6 separate regions of the Homo sapiens genome follow, and regions 1, 2, 3, 4 and 5 are each linked to region 6. A link is a loop called in an ENCODE intact Hi-C map of the cell type or tissue named here. Cell type or tissue: PC-3. All regions are shown on one strand.

Region 1 (4,000 bases), 420 kb after region 6:
GAAAAATGACAAAATGTTGGACAATAAAAAGAACATAAAAACATTTTTCCTATAGATAAAAATTTTAAATCAGTCTACTTTTGTATGTATTTGAGATGTATATATATGTACATGATACTGTTAATTAATTAATTTTTTTTTTTTTTTGGCAGAGCCGGGGTCTCACTGTGTTGCCCAGGCTGGTCTGAAACTCCTTGGCTTAAGTGATCTTCCTTCCTCAGCCTCCCCAAAGTGTTGGGATTATAGGCTTGTTAATTTTTTTAGCTACCATTAAAATTTGTTTTCTGAATTGACTAAAAAATCTCTGTAGTGTGATTTTTAATGACTGTGTACAGTATTCCTCCTTGTGGATATTACAGCATTTTCATAAAAAGATAAATAAAATTGAACTTTTACTTATATTACACATTTTTGTGTGTGCATATGAATTAAAATCTCTAATCTTCAATCTTCAGTTAAGATTTCTTTTGTTAAAGGGGACACATATCTTATATTACTGCTTTTGTTTTTAACATAGTCATCAGTTTAAGATCATTACTTCATACAATTCTTTTTTTTTTTTTTGAGGCAGAGTCTTGCTGTGTTGCCCAAGCTGGAGTGCAGTGGCGCAATCTCAGCTTACTGCAACCTCTGCCTCCTGGGTTCAAGTGATCCAAGTAGCTGGGACAACAGGCCCCTGCCATCACATCCGGCTAATTTTTTTTTTTTGTACTTTCAGTAGAGATGGGGTGTCACCATGTTGGCCAGACTGGTTTCGAACTCCTGACCTCAAATGATCCACCTGCCTTGGCCTCCCAAAGTGTTAGGATTATAGGTGTGACCACTGCTCCTGGGCACTTCATGTAATTCTACAAAACATTTTAATTTATTTTGATGTTTTTTAAACTTTGCATTTACGTGGTTTTATGGTTTTTCGTCAAGGATAATTTATTGCCACAGGATTAAAATGGTCCATGTTTTAGAAGCATTAGTTTTATTCTTTGATGAGTAATTAAAAATTTTTAATATAAAAAGACACAGGGATCATTGTGAGATCAAGGTAAAGTTGACAGGAACTTAAAAGATAAATTTGGTTATATACTTTGAAAGGTTTCCTATATTCTAGAGAGTTACTTTAGTGGAGAGGTTTAGTTTGCAATATGGGATATTTTCAGATTTTACCATTCAGTAAATAGAAAAGTAACAATTACATTGGCCAATTTTAGTCATTTTTCTGTCTCATTTGAGCAGATCTGATAACTTTGTATGTTTTACAAAGTGTTGTTTGGATGTTTGAGTTATTGGTCATTAAGAGATAACATTTTAGGGAGGCCAAGACGGATGGATCACGAGGTCAGGAGATCGAGACCGTCCTGACTCCATCTCAAAAAAAAAAAAAGAGATAACATTTTAATGAATATTCTTCATATGTGTTAGGCCCATCTTGGAAGGCTCTTTTCTGATTTTTGTAAATTACTTTTTTGATATGTTACAGGTGGATCAAAGAACAGATATCTAGGAATTAACTGTGATACACCTCCCATTCTCCTCTTGATAACCTACTTTTTTTTTCTTTTAAGTGACAAAAATAATTTTAGTTTTTCCTGATTCTAAAACTTATTCATGCACATTGCTAAAATGTAGAAAACAAAATTTCTTAATGGCACTGTCATCCTTCCAGTCTGTCTTCTGTGTTCGTGTTCCTATTCGTTCTTTGGTCTATAATAATCTTCCTGTCTCTACTTTCTGAAGTCATGATCATTCATTAAATTATCGAAAGTCCTAACTCTTCATAAAACTTCTCAGTGTAGCCTTGTGGAAAAGAGATGAACTTCATTGTGAGAACTGCATGAAGCTGTAAAAAGTTACCAGCTTTGGATTTTGTCAAATTGCATTCCACTCCTGGCTCTACAAATTATCAGCTTGGTGGCCTGAAGCTTGTTATTAAACTTCTGTGTTTTTATGCTTTTTTATCTCTAAAGTAGGCATAATAATCTTTTTATGGATATTGTGAGCATTAAATGAAATAATATGTGTAAAGTACCTAATACAAGGAGCTGATAAGCAATTCATGTTGAATCGTTCATTCAGTAAATACATACTGGATGTCTACTCTGTGCTAAGTTTTCTCTGGGTGATAGGCTGCATAGGGAGCCTAAAGTATTAAAATTTTATATACCATTAGTAATGGGGAGAAGGGAAGTATCTTACTGAACTTCAAGTTCATTATGAACATGTGTGTAACATTGTGTGTGTGTAGTTTGTTAATATGTTAAGTTTTAAAAAGCCTCCAACAATTTATTGGTTCCCAGAAGACAATAAAATGAGCTCAGATTTAAAATAAATGTGTTAGCATATTTATAGTAATCCTTCTAAACTTGCATTTCTGCCAACCTGTCTTGGAACTTCAGTGACAGAGGGACTCCTAGTGTTTAAAATATTTTATGTAATTTTTGTATAACACAAACCTTTAAACACAAACCAACTATTTTATCTAGAAGTACAAAAAAGACAGTGATCTGACACACTGGTGAAGGAAAATCTAGCTTTGTTATGCCTATGAGACAGTACTATTCTGCACTTTATTAAAAACTTAAGGGACTTTGTATAGGATAACTCTGAATACAGTTGATTTCCTCTTTTCCTTATAAATCTGCACCTAAGACAAAAGTCTACTATAGAGAATTTTAGTTAACAATGACAGGTAGATAGATATCCCTTCCTCTAAAATTTTTCTTGTATAATGGTTGAGTTAAACTTCATGATGTCTGAAACCTGGCTTTACTATTTGCTCTGTAATGGGGGATGAAGCACATCATTTTTTTTTCCTTTTTTTTTTTTTTAAATTTATTTCCGTAGGTTATTGGGGTACAGGTGGTGTTTGGTTACATGAATAAGTTCTTTAGTGGTGATTTGTGAGATTTTGGTGTACTCATCACCTGAGCAGATTACGCTATACATTTGTAGTCCTTCCTTTTTTTTTTTTTCTTGAGACAGAATCTCACTCTGTCAGCCAGGCTGGAATGCAGAGTGCAGTGGCATGATCTCCACGGGGCACAGGTGGTGTTTGGTTACATGAATAAGTTCTTTAGTGGTGATTTGTGAGATTTTGGTGCACCCATCACCTGAGCAGAATACGCTGCACCCTATTTGTAATTTTTTTTTTTTTTTTTTTTTTTTTTGAGACAGAGTCTTACTCTGTTGGCCAGGCTGGAGTGCAGTGGCACGATCTCAGCTCACTGCAACCTCCGTGTCCCGGGTTCAAGTGCTTCTCCTGCCTCAGCCTCCCGAGTAGCTGGGATTACAGGCATGTGCCACCACGCCTCGCTAATTTTTATATTTTTAGTAGAGACGGGGTTTCACCGTGTTGGCCAGGCTAGTCTCAAACTCCTGGCCTCAGGTAATCTGCCCACCTTGCCCTCCCAAAGTGCTGGGATTACAGGCATGAGTCATCACACCTGGCACTGTTCGTAGTCTTTTATCCCTAACCCCCTTCCCACCCTTTCCCCCTGAGTCCCCAAAGTCCATTGTGTCATTCTTATGCCTTTGCATTCTCATAGCTTAGCTCCCACTTATTAGTGAGAAAATAACGATGTTTGGTTTTCTATTCCTGCATTACTTCACTTAGAGTAATAGTCTCTAGTCTCATTCAGGTAGCTGTGAATGCCATTAGTTCATTCGTTTTTATGGTTGAGTAGTGTTGCATTGTGTGTGTGTGTGTGTGTGTGTGTGTGTAGTATGTGTATGTATATATGTATGTATATGTGTGTATGTATATGTATATGTGTGTATATATACTTATATATATATCACAATTTCCTTATCCATTCGTTGATTGATGGGCATCTGGGTTGATTCCATGTTTTTGCAGTTGCGAATTGTGCTGCTATAAACGTGTGTGCAAGTATCTTTTCCTATGACTTTTTTTTCCTCTGGGTAGATACCCAGGATTGGGATTGCTGGATCAAATGGTAGTTCTACTTTTAGTTCTTTAAAGAATCTCCGTACCATTTTCCATAGT
Region 2 (4,000 bases), 1.1 Mb after region 6:
TTTGCCCCTGGCTGCACCTGGCATAGGAGTGGCACAGAGGGGTGAGTTTATTTTTTTAAGGTACTGTTAAAAATAAATTTAATAAGGGAAAGAGAGAGGAAAAGAGAGAGCAAGAGACTAAGACTGTGTTTAATTTGAACTATGAAGGAGAAGATATGAACCGAAGGTCTGAGATCCTGGTGCTTTGGCTGTATGTGTGTCTGTGTGTGTGTGTGTGTGTGTGTGTACGCACGGGAGACTACATGTTTCTCCTGTGTAACTTAAAGCCAGCTTTGTTTATTTAACTGAGATTTTCCAGATCGTTAGTTTGTGATGTGGCTTAGTTTATACTGTGCAATATCCCATTTTAAATACACTCAGGTACATAAGTGAAATGCAACGGAGCTACTTCAATTAGCAAGAGCATGGGCAGCAATTAAGTTTAAATGAACATTTTCATGAGTCTTTTCTTCCCCTTCCTTCTCTTAGCCATGTAATTAATGAGCCTCTGAATGAACCTACTCTCTGTCTATGGGCGTAGAAGATTTTGGCTCTGGAATCCAGGACATATAAATGGAGAGGAACGCAAAGGCCTCCAGGCTGCAAGCTGAGGGGGCAGGTGGCTGCCTTTCCATGTTGCTCTGCGTGGGTAGAAGGAGCCTCTCCCCTTCCAACAGCCTCACCTTAGGAATATAGGATAGGCCATGGGTGACCTTAGTATGTAAACCAAACCCCAGCACTTTTAGAGTTCTGTCCCACTTCTGGCTGAGAGAAGCTGTTTGGGAGATGCCACATTGAATATTGGGCTTTCCAGACTATTTTCAATGACTTATAAGAAAAACTGGGATGTATGAAATTGGCAAGTCCTGGAAAGACTGAGATGGTCCCGGTAATTAGGAGGTGGGGCAGACAAAGGTAGGAGACTGCTACATCAAGTCGTCCCTTTTTCTGCTTGAGCTATGTCACCAGGGTTTTGGGCATGTCTGTGTCACCTGGAATCCAAGTGTGATTGTTTTCATCCAGACATTCTACCAAGTGGAAACCAAGAGTGGAGGCTCAGTCCACAGTAAGAGAAGGCACAGGGCCCTGGACAGAAGGGCCTGGCTTCCAGGGGGATGGGGATCCCCAACGCGGGAGACTCCTTTCCCCTGTGACCAGAAGCTGGGGTCTAAGGACTCCTCCTGCTCAACCACATCCACTGGTCGGGGTCCACCCAGGCCAAGCACAGAGCTGCGGAGGGGCTGAGGTGGCCTCTGCCGGGGAATGGAAAACGGCTCTCTTGGAGGAACTGAAGGAACCCCCACTTCCGTCTTCTGTCCCTGGTGCCTGCATGGCAGGACCCTGGGACCATGAGCTCACAACTCCTCCCCGGGTCACTGTGGTGGACATCAGGATCACCCCTCGGTGCTCAGTGTTTGGATAGGGCACCCTCACGTAGCATCTCCCCCACAGGCCACCCAACCATAGCTAGGACACCTCTCTTTGGCTGGCCATCACCTCCACCCACTCTATTTGACAGTCGGTGGACGCTGTGCCCCCTCAGAAATCAGACCGAGGGGAGCTCAGCGTTCGGCCAGACTCGGGCGCCACCTGGTGTCTGCGGGCGTCCCTGCGGGTAGACTCGAGCCCCAGTTGTTTGCTTCTTTGTTGTTCCTGCTTCTTTTAGACCCAGAAAGGCTCTGTCGCAAGAGGTGGGGTCTGTCTCAATTACAGCGGCTGAGCAGGCACGGGTTGCCTGGGGACATTCCTTGATATTCATGTCACAGGACATGCTGTGCTCTGCACGGGTTTTCACACCTCACCATGAGGTTCTCAGGCCCTCAGTCAGGATTTCAGGGGTTTGTTTTGTTTTTTTAGGTAGGTAGGTAGGTAGATAAGGTAGATAAGAGTTTTGGGGGAAATGGGTTGTTTAGGAGTGAGGCTGGGTTTCTGTCTTATCTCAGCCACTTACCAGCTGTGGGATCATGGGAAAATTACTTTAATCTCTCTGAATTTCAGTTTCTTTATCTGTAAAATAGGAATAACAACACCCACTTCAGAGGGTTATATGAGACTTAAAATAAGTCCTGCCAAGTTCTTGACAACTGAAGGTGTTCAATAAATGTTAGTTCCTTCTTTCCTTAGCAAAGACAGTCATAGATAATAATATAGGTAGTAATTAAAGTTAGTGACACAATGAGAGTAATACTAATTTTTTCTTCCTTCCTCTTCCTTTGTTTTTCTTTCTTCCTTCCTTCCTTCCATCCCTCCCTCCCTTCCTTCCTTCCCTTACTTTCTTTCTTTTTTCTTCTTCTTCTTTTTCTTTCTTTCTTTTTTTTTTTTTTTTTTTTTTTTTTTTTTTTTTTTTTGAGGCAGGATCTTGCTGTGTCACCCAGGCTGGAGTGCAGTGGTGCAGTCTCGGCTCACGACAACCTCTGCCTCCCAGGCTCAAGTGCTTCTCCTGCGTCATCCTCCCACAGGTGCATGCCACCAGGGGTTCACCATGTTGCCCAGGCTGGTCTCGAACTCCTGCGCTCAAGTAATCCTGTCCGCCTCGGCCTCTGAAAGTGCTAGGATTATAGGTGTGAGCCACCGCACCTGGCCAGAGTGATACCAATTTTCTTCGTGTGTGCAGTGACAGGCAGAGCAGCGGCAGGGAGGAGCTCTTCATTCATACTTTCCTCCAGGCCCCTCCAGCGTTTTTCATGGCTGAGAAAGGGAGTCTGGGCTCTGTGTGGGGAGCCTGACTATAACTTCATTGAAGAGGCTAGTGGCACATTTCCATTCCAAACTGTATACAAAACTGGCTAATAAATAATCACTGTTGATCAAGCTTTGGAAAGTCCTCATCATCATTTACTGAGCACCTACTATGGGGAAGCCACATTTAAGTATTTTACCAATAGGGCCCCATTAACTCTTGTAGCTGCCACTCAGGGTCAGTTTTATTATCCCTATTACCTAGATGAGGAAACTGGGGCTCAGGGTGTCTCAAGTCACATATCTAGGAAGCAGTGAGGTTCACACAGTTCCAAATCCAGTTTGCCCTCTTCCTGCTTCTTGCAACTGCCCCTCAGAGCTGAGGCATTCTCTTAGGGGTCTTCTTCTGAAAGAACAGCCTGTCCCCGAACCAACCAGAAACAGCTTTCTCCACCAGCCACAGCCCCGGCATAAATCAAGTCTAGGTTCCTGCCCATGGGTCATTGGTCGGGCTCCCAGCTGTCTTCCGGATAGTTCCTGGCGTGTGGCTATATTAAGAATGTGAACCGTAACATTAACACTTAAAAAAAAAATTCAAAGAGAGAAAGAAAGAAAGGAAGAAATACCCCTAAAGAGACTCACATCAGGTCTAGCCAAGAGTCATAAATCAATGTCGGTAAATTTATAAACAGTTCATAAATGTAAGTGCTTTTCACAGGGCTGTTTGTTATTGTGTCGGGCTGAGCTGGGGGTGGGGCTGGGGGTGCAGAGAGGCACTGCATCCATTCTGTCTCCGGGTGAGGAGCAGCTCAGATGGCCCCGGTAGCAGAAGGAACAGGGATGGGACCAGTCCTGGTTGAATACTCACATCCAGGTGGCCACAGCATGACATAGGCTTGAGTGAACTGAGAGAACCAGCCTGGATGGCAGGTGAGCTGAGCCCTGAACCTGAACTGAGATTTTGAAGACATTTACAAAAAAAAAACCCCATCATAACAACTGTGTGGGTTTTTTGTTGTTGTTGTTTGTTTCCCAGATTCCCTTTTTTGCTTTTCTAAGTATTCTGCTCCTTGAAGCTCTGGAGGGTGCAGGACTGAGATGAGTAGCCAAAGGGGAATCCTATAGAATAGAGAAAAGAATTTTACACACACAGTCCCCACCCCACCTGCACACTTAATGGCACCCCCACCTCATCTCCACTCAGCCAGTTCCAGGACCCAAAGTCCAGTGACACCAACACCCAGTGACACATACTCTAAAACTGAGGACAGTGACAAGACAGAGAGCCTGGGTTTTGTCAGCAAGAAGGGAAAGTAGCTGGCCCCCGCTGCCATCCTGTCAC
Region 3 (4,000 bases), 630 kb after region 6:
ATTCCTTAATCCAAGTCCTCATTTAGTCATCTCTTGGAATTTACCTACATCATAGGCATTATATAAGATAATGTGTGTAAATGACCTAACACTGGTCTACATTATTTGCCAATGGGAACAGGATTAATGGCAGCCAAAAAATTTTTTGACATTTGGAGTAACAGAGTGTCAAAGGCAAAGACACTAAGAGGCAGAAAGAGCGCTCGAAGATTCATAGCATGCAGTATTTCTGAGGCCACCCTTCTGCTTTAGCATGTCATGCCTTATACAGTTTTGTCACTATTTCTCCTACCTCTACTTTTTATTGCCAATATTCTTAGATACCTCAACATTCTTAAAACCCAGTTTAGATAATTTATTAAACATGAGTTTCCTTGTTCCTTTCTTGTCAGTTCCCGTCTGATTTTATGTCCCTGAGAAGAAACCTGCAGACGCAGAATGATCTAAATTTAATTCATTTCAATCCTGGAGACTTAGGAAGCTTTTCCATTAATTTTATGCCTTCTCGTTTTATCTCTATAATTGGAATAGAACTTAACTATCATTGAAATAAGAAACAGCATTGACTGAAAGCACTTATTTTTATCCAGCAAATCCTTGAATATTCTCCTAAATGATCTTCGAGTCCTAAGATATTGTATTTTAGTGGCGACTTCTATGTTTAGTTTTGTTTCTTTTTCAAACTTGATGGTTTTCAGAATATTGTGTGAAGAAATTTCCCAACATTCTTGAAAAATACATGATTTCATAAGTACATAGTAATGTGGAGTTTGAGGGAGGTGAAACAGAGAAATGGATAAATAGGTAGATGAAACAGAGAGCTCAAGCCCCCAAACTTGACCAGTGTGCTAAAATGAGTATAGATTTCTTATATTATTATTATTAGGTGTAAATTAAGTAATACTATGAATGTGTTTGTAAATTGTAAAGTGCCTTTTCATAAAACTAGGGACACTGTTTTGATGTTGACATTTCCTTTTATTATTATTGCTAATAATAATCTTTTTAAAACTTGTGTTTTAAAAGCATTTACCCTCAAAAGTCTATAGAGAAAACTCTTTATCTGAAATATTGGTAAAGTTATTAGATGATATTTTTAGTATAAATGATAGCATTTATACTTTAGAAAAATTCTAGGTACTAAAATTTTAAGAGAAGCAATTGTACTTCCTAAGTTCGTGTGCCCTTTCCTTGTGAATTGACCCTTTAAACATTTTAACTTTTAATAACTTGAAATTTATGTGGGAAACTTCTGTTTGGGGAAAAGCTTAAAATTCAGTATCATTTATTAATCATCCAGCATTATTATTTTGAAAAATAACCAACGAAAATAATGCAGTATAGTAGTTCTGCACTTTAACACTTCAAAATATGTATTCCTAAAAGTAGAATTTTCTTCAAAATATATATTCTTAAAAGTAAAAATTTGCTATGCTTTATGTAGCCAAGGTTACAAAAGACTTGTAACTTCTAATAATTAGCTTAATCTGATTTTAAACTCTTGATGGTTTTGGAACAGAAATTTTTGTTTGAAAGAAAGATTGGCTTGTTAACCGAATTATGTAATTATAAGTAAATGTGGTCACAGCTGCTTTTGATTTTATTGTTATACACCTGATTGGAAACAACAGGTTTTTAAAAATATTTTTCCGTTTCTTACACTGACACCTAGTGTTCACTATTACTGATATCTTAAATATTAAATTTTATTTATTAATAATTATGGAAATAGATTTACGTTCAACATATTTTAGCCGTGTACCTATTCACAGATAAATAACTCTCATTTTCAGTACCAGTGATGCACAGTTTTTCTGGTTACTCCTGTGACATCATTATGAACCAATTGCTGAGGCCATTTTGAATGCAACAAAACTCTAAGAAGCCTAGAGTTTTAGAGATGGAAGAATTGCTGGAGGGAGTTTTTAAAACCAAGATTCTTAAAATCCCAGTGCTTTGTTATGTACATAAGTACTTCAAGCTACGTGTCTAAGTGGCTGATTTAGTTTATGTATGCTTAGTCTCTGTGTCATAGAACAAAATCACATTTAGTCATGCAAGCATTATAAATTTAAAATTCTTGGTTGACCAGGAATGGAGCATGATTGAGTTATTTCTAATTTTCAAAAAGGGAGACTTGGTGATATTATATGTTTACCATTTCCTATGAGTTCCTAAGGATGATTTTAATGCCCCAGATTTCCTAGTAATAAGGTTTAAAGGTGTCGATTAATATCCGATTTTACACAACTAGGTGAAACTGTATATATAATTCGGAGAAAATTTATTTGTGCAGTAAGCATTTGGTATGTCAGAAATATAGTTGGCCAATACAGATAATGAAATTTGTTCATTTTATTTTTTGTGTCTCTCATTAAAATGGGGAATGATATTACTAATAGGATGAAAATTTTTAGCTAAGATTGAGCCTTTAATTTATGCTTAACTTTACAAAGTCAGTGACAGAAACTAAGTTTCAAGTAATTTCTGATAGAACTCCTGCAACCTTCAGTGTTTGACTTTCCAAATGTAATTTTCAGAGAAGTATGTTTCTCATACCTAAAGATCAAACATTTTAAATATAGGAGGATTATAATTGAGTTGTTTTAAATAATAGTTATGATGTTTTTAATATACTTGTGTTTTTTATTTCTACCTAATAAGCCGTTGTTTTATAATTCGTGTAATACCTTTTCCCCAGACAAGCAAAAATTATCATTCTTCTTTTGATCCATTCATCAACTACTTATTAATCATCCAGTATTCGATTGAATCTCATTCAAGAGATAAAGTGCCAAATGAAGTTGTCATTCATGTTGTCTTAATTAACAGAAAAGATAAGTATATAGAAATGTGGAAAACATATACAAGCAAGAGATAAGTAGAAAGGAATTTTGATTACAGTGTTAAATACTTTCTGCTACATTTCTCATATAATCAGGTTTTTGGGTGGATTTCCATAATTTCTGAATAATTTTTTCCATAATCATCAAGTTCATTCTAGAATTAACCAAGTTCTTAGAAATGAGGTACCAAATATGTTCAGTTGTATCTCTAGAACAGGTGACCCAAAAGGTCTGAAAGGAACTTTGTCAGATGTAAAAAAAGGAGAAACAAAACAGGTAGTATGGAGTATGTAGTTTTCCCTTGGCTTTAAATGGGTTGAAAATTATCATTTGAGAATGTCACACACATTTATGTTGAATAAAAATTCCAGCAATAGCAAAAATGTATATAAATACTTTGTTTCTGGGTGCATAGAGATGCTTCAGAATATTTAATTAAATATTTAAACCTGTGTTGGGAGACAGGACAGAAAAAATTTCAAATCACATTTTTCCCCTGGCACTTAGTGCAAATGTATAGATGTTTGCACTTTCTTTTCTACATTTTTATTTATTTTTAATTAATTTTTTAAAAAATTTCAACTTTTATTTCAGATTAAGGGATTTATGTGCTGGTTTGTTACATGGGTATGTTGAGTGACACTGAGGTTTGGGATATGAAGGATCCCATCCCCCAGGGTGTTAGCATAGGACCCAACAGGTAGTTTTAAACCCTTGGCCCCCTCCCTCCCTCTTACCTCCTATAGTTCCCAGTGTCTGTTGTTCCCATCTTTACATCATTTGTACCCAGTGTTTAGCTCCCACTAACAGGTGAAAACATGCAGTATTTGGCTTTCTGTTCCTGCATTAACTCACTTAGGATAATGGCCTCCAGCTATATCAATGTTTCTGCAAAGGACATGATTTCATTCTTTTTTATGGCTGCATAGGATTTCGTGGTGTGTATGTAACACACTTGCTTTATCCAATATACTGTTGATGGACACCTAGATTGATTCCATGTCTTTGCTATTGTGAATAGGGCTGTGATGAACATGAGTGCATGTGTGGTTTTGGTAGAATGATCTATTTTCCTTTGAGTGTATACACATTAATAGGATCCTGGGTCAGATGATACTTCTGTTTTAAGTTCTTTGTGAAATCTCCAAACTGCT
Region 4 (4,000 bases), 210 kb before region 6:
TCTTGTATATTCAATTCTTATATATTCACTTTCAAGTTAAGGTGATATTTTTTCTCTCTCTGGTGAAAATACCTGTCCTAGCCATTGCCAAAAAGGACACACTATTTTAAATTCTCCTTTGGTGCTGGAAAAATCTGAGTCATTTACCCCCTACTAGATTTCAGGAAACAGAAGTATAAAATTGCACATTTAATTTGCTACACACTTCAAACTTTAGGAGATGCAAGACTCATGTAGTAAAAGCTGTGCAACTCAAACATCCAATGGGTAGCTTCTCCCCACAAACTGTAATTTTTGCTGGGGCACATTAGGGTATCCAGGGAACTGCTCTGAGCAAGGGGGAGGGAGGTCCAGGTGTACTTGTAGCATATCTGGGGAATTCTGTGTAAGTATCAGTCACCCCCAACCTTTAAGGTTGCCCCATTTCACATCTGTTATGATGAAGGCTTTCGGCTGGGGGACTGTGGTTCTGGCTGTAGAGTCAGAATGAAAGGAACAGCTGAATATCCCTGTTCATGTCAGCATTTCAGGGCAGAGGATGAGTCAAGCACGATGTTTACTGAGCAGAGCCAGAGGCAAGAGCCACTTTTTTCTTGCAGCTCTAAGAATTTTTTGTTGCTTTTTTTGTATGCTTTGTTTCTCATACATCAGCATCATCATGCGTTGCACATACACATTGTACATAACAACTGCTTACAGCATGCCGGGCACTGTACTAAGCCCTCTGCAGGTGATGACTCAATTATTGCTCCCAGCAACCCTCTAAGGTATGCCATGTTATGATCTCCACTTTGCAGAGAAGGAAACAAGCACCGGTTAAGCAACCTGCCCAAGCTAGTATGTGTCAGGGTCAGGACCCCAGCCCAGGCAGCTGGTCCCATGATCTGTGCTCTTGACTTGCGTATATTAACATTTAATATAATCCACTATTTAATATGTATGTAGTGCTGAATTAAACAAGAGTGTGTCATTTAGGAAATGGTGATCAAATCAGTTCACGATCCGATGAATACTCAATGAATGACTACCATGTGTATTTCCTTAAATATACTCAACACTTCCCACCTTCCCCATCAGGGTCCTCACCCAGCAATCCATGTGGGGAAAGGGGCACAAAGTTGGCCCACAGTGGGCACCGAATAGATGCCTGTTTAACAAATAAAAGAATGGGCAACTGGAAGAGAATTTGTAGGATATTCACAGAATCACCAAATCCAGTAATTATTTCAGTCTAGCATTGCAGTGGCACAGAGGCAGTTTTTAAGTTTGTGAATGGCTCTTATGTAAAAGATGTGGCTATTTGAGGATGAAACAAGACAAAATGTGGTGAATGTACTTCAGCCTAAGTGTTTTGGGGGAGGGAGAATTGAGAAAAATCTCTAGGTCTAAACGCTGGAACGGATGACTGATAAAGTTAGAATCTCTCTTAACCAGCTCATTCTAAGTGTGTGAGCATCCGCATTAAACCTAATCTATGGCCTGATACTTAAAAATAACCTGTTATAAAGTAACCATAAAAAAACTCACAGATTTCAGCCTGATTCATTTGGCCACATAAACTACAATCAGCATTAATAGCTTCCGTCAGCATTTATGCCGTACTTTCTATTAGCACGATGGGTTCTACAATCATTTATGAGTTTCTGGAAAGTCTAATAGAAAACACACGTACATGTTCTCTGTGGAAAATACACAATAGGTTTTTGGGGAGTTTTTTGTTTGTTTGTTTGTTTGCTCAGGGATAAGCCAGAAGGTGTCGCCACTGCCCCATGGCTAAAGTCTGGGCCGGGTTCCCTAACCAGAACTTCTCCCCTGATCACTCCTGAGCTCGCTAGCTCTGCAGCTTCCTCCCACATTCAGTCAGTCTCTCTCTCTCTCTCTCTCTCTATCTCTCTCTCTTTCTCTCTCTCTCTCTTCCTCCCTTCTCCTGTTGATAAATAAACATTCAGGCAGCTTACATGCTACAGATGAGTACACAAAAGGAAACTTAATTCGAAGACCTAAGTGATAATCTTTCTCTTCAAATCTACTGTGGCTTTTAAGAGGTTTAGAAAATTATTTGGATCTGGAGTCCCTACCTCCCTTCATACTTTAAGAAAATATTATACTAAAGGCATGCTAAAGTTGTCCTAAATGTTTACCATGCTGGTGTTTTAAACATAGCCAAATACTGGCCAAAGTCTCTTGCCTTTAAAAAAAATATGCATTTTGTTGTTGTACTAATACTTCTGAACATACGCCAAATATAAGGGTGATTTGTGGAGCTGTATTAAATAAAAAGATGCTTCTTTATAAGAATCCCCTATAGAGCTTGGGGAAGCAGCTATGTGGAGAATCTGTGTCTTCCTTAAGAAAGTTTCTGAATTCCTTGGAAATACATCAGAAAACACCCCATTCTCCCCACCACAGAGGAGGGTGGGCAACCAACAGTGTCCTATATCCCAACCCACCATAATTGTAAGACTTAAACGCTATCTTTCAAATAAAGAATCATTTACTGGCTTCTTACTGGAAAGAACTATAGGAGCTTGTCATTTAATTCATCCTCCCCTCTGAGGCTGAAATTCTTTCTAGAACAAACAAATAATACCCATGGCACCACGTGCTGCACACTCTCTGTAGCCCAGCTGACGCCACACGAGGGAACAGTGGGGAATCTGTTGAAGTTGCCATTGCATTTTGCTTTCTCATAAACCGCTGTTTGTCTTTCTGCCTTTCCTGTTTTTAGCAGTGCCTAGAAACGGAGGCCTGGGAATTGCCTCCCCCATGTGAGCCCCTGGGTTGTTCACACCCAGGGCCAATTTGACAACATCCTCCTCTCTGGCTATGAGGCCAAGTCCAGTGTTCTTGGTTCAGTGCCAAAGGTGGACATGAACTCTCTAAACTGTCAAACTAAGAAAATGTGACACACCCATGTGGCCTGGAGAGAGCAAAGCCAAACCCAAAGAGATGCTTCCAGGCAACTTTAGATCCCTAACATGTTAGGAAAGTCAAGAGCAAGCTTCATCCTGCAAGCTCTCCAGGATTCTCCTTGGACCTGGAACATGCTAGGATGTTCAGATAAACTTCACTTCAGACACTGAATTTCTGCCTTGAGCTATCTCTTCTCTCATCTTTCTCTCGGTGTCTTCTTCCCCTTCATCCTCTCATAAACCCAAGTTCTATAGCTGTAATAATAATAATAGCAGTTAACTTTAATCAAGTCTCACTCTGCACCAGACACTAGATGATGTGAACCTGTGAACAAGCATAACTGAGGATTCAAACCCAAATCTCTTATGGCAGAGTGAATGTGCTGCTCTGCTACTGTGTTTGTTATCAGAAGCCATGGCTCCCCGACATACTCGACCCAGATTCTCTGTTTCTTCCTTGATGAAACCAGTGACATGCAAACATAGCCAGAGGGCCCAGGCACAGCAGAGAGCGTCCCATCAGACCTGATAGAAAGTCCCCTTCCCATCTTCTAAAACCTTGCTGCCATTTCTGACTTCATGTGGTCTAAGAATCTGGTGTAGACATTATTTAAAAGACAAAGGGACCTGAAAATCAGCCCCCCCTTACCTGCCATGAGTCCTAGAAAGGTCACTGCGGATGAGAAAACCCCAGTTTCCACCTGCTTTATAATTTTGCCTTTGTGTGGTCATTCATACTCATATAACCTAACTGTAACTGGGCTACTGTTCTCTTTCTTTAAGGACTTTGGCAACTGAGAAAAAAGCTACATGACTCATTTCTAAAACCTGAAAGATGAATGCAGATCTTTATGTAAAGTTTTCTGGTGGGGGAGGGGATTGGTTACACTGCCCATCACAGAGCTGAACATCCTCAAAATCCCCTTAGAATATCTTTGCCTCTCCTCAAAATTGAGCTCGTTATAGCAGCATCTACATTTCTGCCTGCTTGGCCTGCACCTGCCCTTTTCCTCACCCTCCCAATCCTCCTGGGCCCTGCTGGGGCTCCTACATCCCGCTTGCTCCTGGATCTTTGGCCTAGTCCATCT
Region 5 (4,000 bases), 59 kb after region 6:
AGCCTACTAGATTTGGATGGACTATTTAGAATGCATCTCCCAACCCCTCTCAGCCACTCCCTATGACTTGCCCCAGGAAAACCCTTTGCCTAATTCTTGGTCCCCCTTTAATACATTTTAGGTAATATCTAAATTTATTCATTGATTCATTCAAGAAATACTTATTGAGCACCTACTGTGTGCCAGGCAGGATGCTCCATAGTGCACAAAACCAAGCCTAAATTCTGTCCTCATCATGGGACAGATGATGTGCAGAAAATAGTCATACAAAACAAATGTGTGATTGCAACAGTGACAGAATCTACATGTTATAAGCTAAACATACAAGAGGAGGATAAAAAATCCCTTCTAAATATGAGGATCTGACCTCTGGAAGGTTCTTTGAGGGAACTCTGCTTGAGTGGAGTTCTGAAGGATTAGTAATTAAGTAGGAGGGAGGAGAGAACACTGAAGCATGAGCAAGGGCCTATGGCAGGAGGGAGTATTGCAAATGTGTGGAACATCTGGAGAAAGCCAGTGTGTCTGGAGTGGAGAGAGCCAAGGGAAGAAGGCATGAGGTATAATGATGCTCAGGAGAGGAGTACTATATGATTTACACTGCCAGTTATCACTCAATATCTATTCTCCCCTTCTTCCTCCATTTTTGGTGGGCTATGGCCACTTGGAAAAAAATATTATTACATTTTCCAGCCTCTCTTTCAGCTACCTGTAGCCATGTGACTAAATTCTGCACAGAAGGATGCAAGTAGAAGTGCTGTGTGCAATTCCTCCTTCCTGTGAGCTGAGATTTGGTTGCAATGGCTGGAGCTCAAGCAGCCCTCTTGGATTGTGAAGTGAAAACTGCATACTAAGGATGACAGAGCAGATAACTCAAGTAGTCTGAGTCCCCCATCACTTTAAGGAGTTGCTGTGCCAATCCTCACTGGTTGAAATGCAGACTCTTCACATAGAAAAGAAAACCTTATCTATTCAAACCCCTATTAACTTGGGTTTTCTGTCACTCATAGCCAAACCAAATCTTGATCTACATGACCTTGTCAGACTTGTTAGAGGTTTTGCCTTTATCCCAAGAGCAATGTGAAGCTTTGAAAGAGTATTAAGCTTAAATGTGCATATGCGTGTATGTGTCATGATCAGTTTTATATTTTGAAAATTTTACCTGCCTGCCGGTGGCAGGTTGGGAAGACAAGGGTAGAGAGAATAGAAACAGTAGAAACAGGAGGTTGCAGTTGCAGGTGAGAAATTATAAAATGGCAGTGGCTTTTGCTAGGGTTGTGGCTCTGGAGATACAGAGAAGTAGATTCTAGAGATAGTTGGGATGTGGAAACAACAGGACTTACTATTGTTAGGGATGTGACGCAGTGTGGGGAAAGAAGGCCTCAGAGAAATGGGTCCCCTACCTGGCTGGGGCTTCAGTGCAAGGTTCCAGAAATCCTGGCTCCAGAAGGGGAACTTTCCCTTTCTTATTCTTTGGAATATGGGTGGCCCCTTCCCAGCCCACACCCAGCCCTCGAAAATAGCTCAGCTCTGACACACCTCACCAGAGGCAGCCCTCAGAAACATTTTCCCAGGAACCTGGAAGGAGGAGAAAGTCGATAGCCTTGGGGGACTGGAAGAGAAGAGGAATGGAAAGAGGAACAGACCTGTCTTCAGGAGAAGCAACATCTCCCTGCACTGCAACCAGGCCATTGCCTTTGATGGTTCAGACTTGGCTAAGTTGCTGCCTGCTCTCTTCAGAAGCACCGGCATACAAAAGGGAGGGCTGAGTGTCTGATGAACTCAGCCCAATAATATTCACTTCTTTTATTTTCCAGGAATGTCATGAGACCCACAGGGCAATCTTCTGGTTTTAAGACCTGGTGAGTCAAGTCTACAAATACCTCTGACTCAATCTGATCCCAAGTTCTCACCAGGCATCTCCTAGGAACATGGCTCAGCAGGAGAGCTGGAACTGACCAGCCCTCTGCAGGGAACAGGAGGGTTGGTTTCTCTGCTTTGGGGTTTGGGGAGGGAGGGGGTGAGAAGGGCTGGCTGCAGTGGAAATGATGGGATTCTTGACTTGACACTGACCATGCTCACAATAAGAGCTGACATTTATTGTGTACTCTCTAACTCCAAGCCATGCGTTATCTCTTCTAATCTTCACAGAAAACTAGAAGTGGTTTCTGTCATCAATCCCATCTTACCATTGAGGAAATTGAGGCTCGGCTATGTTAGGAACCCTGGTCACTGGCACAGAGCTGTGATATGAACCAAGGCAGCTGATGCCAAGGCTATTCCATGTGAGGGAGGGCATGTGCTTTCTAGAGTTTTTGCAGGCATGGGAGGAGGACTGAGGAAAGCTAATATTTGAGGAGGGTCTGCTACACTCTAGGCCAGTTATATGCCACCTTGACTGCACATTAAAATCACCTGGGGAGTTTTATAAACACTATCGGTGCCCCTGACCAATTAAATCAGTATCTCTAGGAGTCATACCCAGACATCCTAGGTTTTAAAAGTTCTCCAGGTGATTCTAATATGCAATAAGGTCTGCTCAATAAAAGCAAGTTTCATGTTTTTTATTTTTTTTTCATTTAATGACCCTATATCCATTTGTAAATGGGGAAGCTGAGGCTCACAGAATTTGGATGGCTTGCACAAACCCCATGGCTGATAAGACCCATGTCTTGATCTATATCTGGCTGATTCCAACACCCATGTTTGTTCAGTTCATTCCATTCTCTCTCATATTTGGGCATCCTCTATTTTGAAAACATGTGATTTTTTTCTATTATAAATTTCTTTTACAATTTTCATTTTGTTTGTTCAAGTCCAAGTGCTGTTTAGGTCAGCTGCCTGAGAGTAGCAATGCAGTCTATAGCCACTGAGTCAGGAGGGTTGGCCCAGGGGCAGCTGAAACCACGGCCTTGGCTTCATCCAGGCTCTGCTGCAGCCAATGGACCAGGATCTCCGAAGAGATGTCCAGGAGCCCTGGCTGGGAGGTGCCCACTGACTCTCCCAGGCAGAATACTGGCCATCTTCTGTGGCTTTGACCCCTAAGGGGCCACCATCTGAGAATGAGAAGGCCCAGCCCTGGGGAAATCCCTAGTCTCTGTTTCTAGCAGTGCTAGTGATTTCCCAAGGAGTGACATTAGAAAAGTCATCACACATTTATTTCTGTATATATCATTCAGAGCCTAATTTTCTGGTGGCTGAGGGTTGAGCTCATCAGAAACAGACTTCATCATCAATTGATAATAAAGCCAAGTCAAGACAAGGGAGAAGGGCAGCCATCCAGATGGATTCAAGCAGCCAAGAGGTGCTTCTGCTCAAAGACTACCTTTAAAGAAGGGAAGAGAAAGAAGTGAGAGCAGATACCTGTACACCCATGTTCATAACAATATTATTCACGAGAGTCAAAAGGTGGAAGCAACCCAAGTGCCTATCCATGAATGAAAGAATAAACAAAATGTGGCACAAACATACAATGGAATATTGTTCAGCTTTAAAAAGGAAGGAAATTTTGATATATGCTACAAGATGGATAAACTTGGAGACCTCTGCCAAGTGAAATAAGCCAGTCACAAAGGCCAGTACACAAAACATTGTATGATTTCTTTTGTATGAAGTTCCTGGAGTGGTCAAATTGATAGAGACAGAAAGCAAAATGAGGGGGAGTTAGTGCTTAAAGGATACAGAGCTTCTGTTGGGAAGGATGAAGTTCTGGTGATGGTTGCCCAACTGTGTGAATGTACTTAATGCCACAGAACTATGTACTTAAAAATGGTTAAAATAGTAAATTTCATGTTGTGTATACTTTACCACAATAAAAAGGTGGAGGAGAAGTTTGACACCTTAATTCACAATTTTGTCCAAGCACTTGAAAGATCTATATATGGCATTACCATAAATGTTTATAAAATGGGAATGGGAAGAGCTGATAAAATAAATTGCTATGGAGAACATGATAGATCAGGTATGGGTTAAGCACCCCGGAGGCTCCTGAGGATGAGGATTA
Region 6 (4,000 bases):
AATAAGTAAAGGACAGAAGATGTGAAAACCAAGGAGAGATCATTCTTGGTTTTGAGTTAAAGGAGGTGTCCTTTCCCAAGACGGTACCAGGTAATAGGAGCAACAGCGATGAGGTCATCACAGGTCATGTCCTGTCATCAGAGGCAGCGTATCACAGGGTCAGGGCATACTGCCTAGGGTCAGAGCCTCCACCGTCCTGGGTGTGAATACCAGAGCTGCCATCTGCAAGCTAAATAATCTCATGCTGGTCTTTGGCCTCCCAGGTCCTTTGCTTACTTGCCTGTAAGGTGGACTAATATCTTCTCCCTCCTAGAAAACTACTGTATGAATCCAATGAGGTAACTGAGGCCAGAGCATGCAGAAGTGCTGCACAGATGTCAGCTCGGCCTGAAAGCACATCCTTCAAAGAGAACATTCCACTCTCACAGACCCTCTGAGCGGGAGAAGGAGCTTCCTTGCAGCTTCCTGTGTGAAGTTTTCTCAGGTTCTGCTTCATTGCTCTGGGTTTCCTCCCACCACCCTCTCTGTGGCACCTCCACAGCCTCGGAGGGTCGCATGCTGGGAGGCAAATGGCCCTTTGCCTCATGCCCTGTCCCCCACTGTTGGAGGTGGTGCCCAGAGGGAAAGAAGAACAGCCTGGTATGGTGGCTGGCAGCTGGTGGCTGCCTGATCCGGATGCCATCTCTGGCCCAGATGGCTCTAACATTTTCCAGTAGCCCCCAAGCAGTGCCCTAAGCAAAAGCGTGAATCAGGTGAGATTCTCCTGCATGGTTTTCCCATCTACATTTCAGTGTCCTCCCCTCAACAAGGCCCAGATTCCCCCAAAAGTGCTGTACTAACTTGTTCACTCCTGACCACATCCTCCCATCAAATCCTCCTTGGACTCATAACTCTAAGACCCAGAAGGAAGGTAGAGATCATCTCATCTGGATCCTAACCTGGGTCCCTGAGCCCCCTAAATGTCCTAGCAGGCCATAACGGGAGTCCTAGAGGTATTCTTCGTATTTTTAAAGCCATTCATAAGCATATGAGTGTGCTACACATGAGACCAGACAGGCTAATTATGCCTCAGGTGCTTTGCTTTTGGATGGAATTATATCCACTCACTGTGTTCATTCTAGTTAGCTGGTGTTAAAGATTCTGATTACAAGTTTGTCATTTTAAATGTCAACAATTCCTCTTTCAGTAAATGTTGCTTGTGTCATAGACAGGCTTTTTTGTCTAAAAAAGAATCAATAGAGGAAAAATAATAAAAGGGCTCCTTTGAGGCAAAGAGGTGGAGAACCAAATCACCTCCCCATTTTACAGATGAAGACATGGAGTCCCAAGTGTTTCCCAAATTCATGCGGCTACTCTGGGGCAGAAGCAAGAGTTTAGCCTTGGTGTTTTTCCTCCTGCTCCAGCACTGCTTGTACAAGCTGTTCTGCCACATCCCAGGTTCTGTCCTCTGCTCGCAGCCCTGCCAATTATCAAGCAGCACCTAATAAGAAAACTACTGTCTCATTGGCCAAGTGATGTATATATGTCAACAAGTCTTTCCTAGAACTGTCCTGTCCATCAAGTAGCCACTAGACACATGTAACTATTTAAATTTAAATTAATTACAATTAAATACAATTCAAAATTCAGTTCCTCAGTCACCCTAGCCACATTTCAAGGACTCAGAAGTCACATGTGGCTGGTGGCTACATATTAGACAGTGCAGACATGGCTCATTTCCACCATTGTGGAAATTTCTACTGGGCAGACTGCTGTAGATGCACTTGACTCTAATAGGGAAGGCCCCAGCCCTGTGACTGGGGAAGACATGAAGGTGCTTCTCATGGTATCAGGCTCCCTGCCTGGACTTATGGTCTATGGATCACCAATGACCTGGGGCCAGACCATTTCTGACCCCATTCCCTGGGGTCAGTTGCAACTGCAGTAAGTCCACCCAGGTCAGAGAAGGAGATCTTGCAAGAGAAACAATCAGAAGGATCACCTTCTCCTTAGACAAGCCCTGTGGTTTCCATGACCAGAAACCACGTTCAAGGTTCAATCACTCTGAATATACATGTCACTCTGTCACATGAGAAAGAGCACTAAAGGGGAGTCGGGAGAGGTGGGGTTCCAGCATAAGTGTTGCCTTTTACCAGCTGTGTGCCTCCAGCAAGGCCCCCCTCTCTGGCCCTCAATCCCACACTAGGTAAACAACCCAATCTTCTGGAGTCCTAAAATTCCACACTGACCCCATCATCATTTCATTCCTCTCTCTCTGGTGTCTTATCTTTCTTGGATGTGTGTGCATTTACAGAATGTTTCATCTTAATCAAGGAAATAATAGAGAAGGGAGGGGAAATTGCCTTGGCGACTCCAAAGTGTGTGTTAACATAGAGAAAGAGCTCTGAAAACCTTCTAGGGCAGCAGAGGCTGTAAGGGTGCTGTTTTCCATGCAAGAATCCAGTAGAGGGGGATGTTGCATAGAGGCGAATTCCTAACAGCCTTTGCCTTCAGCTTGTCATTGTTAGTGCCCAAGCTCAGAGGGGAGGAAATGTCTTTTTCGTCCTTGCGGGACCTCACATCTACTCTCTGTGTACCAGGACTCAATAAGTCTCTAAAAGCCTCTGGATGGACACAGGAAAGCCGCTGGTGTTCTTTCTGTGCATTTAACCCTAATGAATTTTCCCTTCCCATTTCCAAATTACAAAATCAAAGCTATTTTCTCAGGTGCCATATTTAGCAGCTGTCAGAAGTTGGAATCTGGCAAGATCAACAACTTTTGAATAGCTCAAAATTCGCTAAAGTCCCAGATGGGTTTTCCCCTTCTCTGCCCTCCCGCTCCCTTCTCAGAGCCAGCTTTCAGAGTCCACCTCGGGCGCCTGAGACCCAAGCAGTGTGCCTCTTTCAGTAAAGCATGGTTTTAAGGAAATAAAAACACATTTCCCTTTCACATGCCTCATTGCCTTATTTTCCCTCTCATTTTGACAAAATGGGGCTCTGCAGTCCTCCTCCTCAGATGAAGGCTGATTAGCAGCCACGGTCACTAATCTCTCACCATCTTCTTCTAAAAATGAGACTCACCCAGCCTCAGCACAACAACTAAGAGCAAAAGGTTCATCGGAATTTCCAACTCCTGTGATTTCTCCCTTTGGTTCTTCAGAGATAACGGTGAGAGTGAAAGATGTAGAGATGAGAGTAAGACACGCAGAGAAGCCCTGGCTATGAGCGCCCATAGTGGGCGTGGGGCAGCAGCCCTTGAAACTTCACAGTGAGATTCCACAGAAGGGATCTTTCCCTTGTAAATGTCCCACTTACGGCTTAAAGTTCAAGAAGGTAGGCCTGGATCCAGCCTCACCAGCCTGACCCTATGCCAGGCTTTCTGCAGCACTGGGAGGGAAGGGTGGAGAATGCTGAAGACAGAGATCTCCGGCAGTCACACCTTTCATGGAAAACAGAGACACCTGTCTTGATAGGTGAAGCTGTGGATGGTGGCTCAGCTGCTGTCTCAAAGAAAATGTCTGTGATAGGTGGAGGGAGATTTTGTTCCCCAAGGTTGGTTCTCCAAGCTGAATAGACAAAGGTGCAAGAAACAGGGAAATTCTCAAGCAAAATAAGTTGTATTTGCCGGAAAGTCTATCTGAGTGAGAATTCTCAAAATATTTTCTAAAGCTCCGAACTGTTTGGAGAACGTAGCCACAGTATATACAGAAATAAATGCCCCATTTTCATTAGAAGAGCCTGTGTGTATAAAGGGACGCATCCAGGCTTTGGGGCCAGACATTGGTTCAAATCCCAACCCTGTCACCTTCTACTCAGATAACCTCAGACAAGTCACCTAGAACCACTGAACCTCCGTTTTCTCATCTCTAAAATGTAATGGCACCTACTTTTACAGACTTATTGCAAGGAATAAATAAGATAATCTATGTAAAAGCACTCAGGGACCAGGTGAGGTGGCTCACCCCTATAATCCCAGCACTTTGGGTGGCCAAGGTGGGCAGATTACCTGAGGTCAGGAGTT

Evidence for each region. Hi-C counts contacts between places; a loop is a spot of excess contacts. Peaks named below come from ENCODE experiments on the same cell type or tissue, not always from the same donor. Only the 100,000 strongest peaks of a DNase experiment are listed, where the experiment ranks them.
Region 1: it touches region 6 in a loop (13-fold over the local background); 7 of 110 quality-filtered maps call a loop at or near these places.
Region 2: a loop joins it to region 6, with 4 times the contacts of the local background. A loop is called at or near these places in 97 of 110 quality-filtered maps.
Region 3: it touches region 6 in a loop (5-fold over the local background); 10 of 110 quality-filtered maps call a loop at or near these places.
Region 4: a loop joins it to region 6, with 9 times the contacts of the local background. A loop is called at or near these places in 16 of 110 quality-filtered maps.
Region 5: a loop joins it to region 6, with 5 times the contacts of the local background. A loop is called at or near these places in 4 of 110 quality-filtered maps.

The regions. Positions count from the first base shown.
Region 1 is chr6:45,295,900-45,299,899 of GRCh38, reverse strand. The region is part of intron 2 of SUPT3H (SPT3 homolog, SAGA and STAGA complex component); the gene reads left to right. Among named protein-coding and RNA genes, the nearest start is that of RUNX2, 30 kb to the left of the region's middle. In PC-3, a CTCF peak has its summit at 2,381; no DNase peak of the experiment used is centred here.
Region 2 is chr6:44,653,259-44,657,258 of GRCh38, reverse strand. No RefSeq gene overlaps it. Among named protein-coding and RNA genes, the nearest start is that of MIR4642, 220 kb to the right of the region's middle. In PC-3, a CTCF peak has its summit at 1,570 (motif pointing left); a DNase peak (open chromatin) is centred at 1,618; H3K4me3 peaks cover 490 bases.
Region 3 is chr6:45,084,546-45,088,545 of GRCh38, reverse strand. All of the region lies in intron 3 of SUPT3H (SPT3 homolog, SAGA and STAGA complex component), which reads left to right. Among named protein-coding and RNA genes, the nearest start is that of MIR586, 110 kb to the left of the region's middle. In PC-3, a CTCF peak has its summit at 1,653 (motif pointing left); no DNase peak of the experiment used is centred here.
Region 4 is chr6:45,920,723-45,924,722 of GRCh38, reverse strand. All of the region lies in intron 4 of CLIC5 (chloride intracellular channel 5), which reads left to right. Among named protein-coding and RNA genes, the nearest start is that of CLIC5, 93 kb to the left of the region's middle. RefSeq lists an enhancer at 268-417. In PC-3, CTCF peaks have their summits at 1,554 and 1,757 (motif pointing right); DNase peaks (open chromatin) are centred at 632 and 1,782.
Region 5 is chr6:45,653,888-45,657,887 of GRCh38, reverse strand. No RefSeq gene overlaps it. Among named protein-coding and RNA genes, the nearest start is that of RUNX2-AS1, 79 kb to the right of the region's middle. RefSeq lists an enhancer at 993-2,192. In PC-3, no CTCF peak of the experiment used is centred here; a DNase peak (open chromatin) is centred at 1,837; H3K4me3 peaks cover 669 bases; H3K27ac peaks cover 3,818 bases.
Region 6 is chr6:45,713,365-45,717,364 of GRCh38, reverse strand. No RefSeq gene overlaps it. Among named protein-coding and RNA genes, the nearest start is that of RUNX2-AS1, 140 kb to the right of the region's middle. RefSeq lists a silencer at 2,339-2,633. In PC-3, a CTCF peak has its summit at 2,435; a DNase peak (open chromatin) is centred at 2,464; H3K27ac peaks cover 1,688 bases.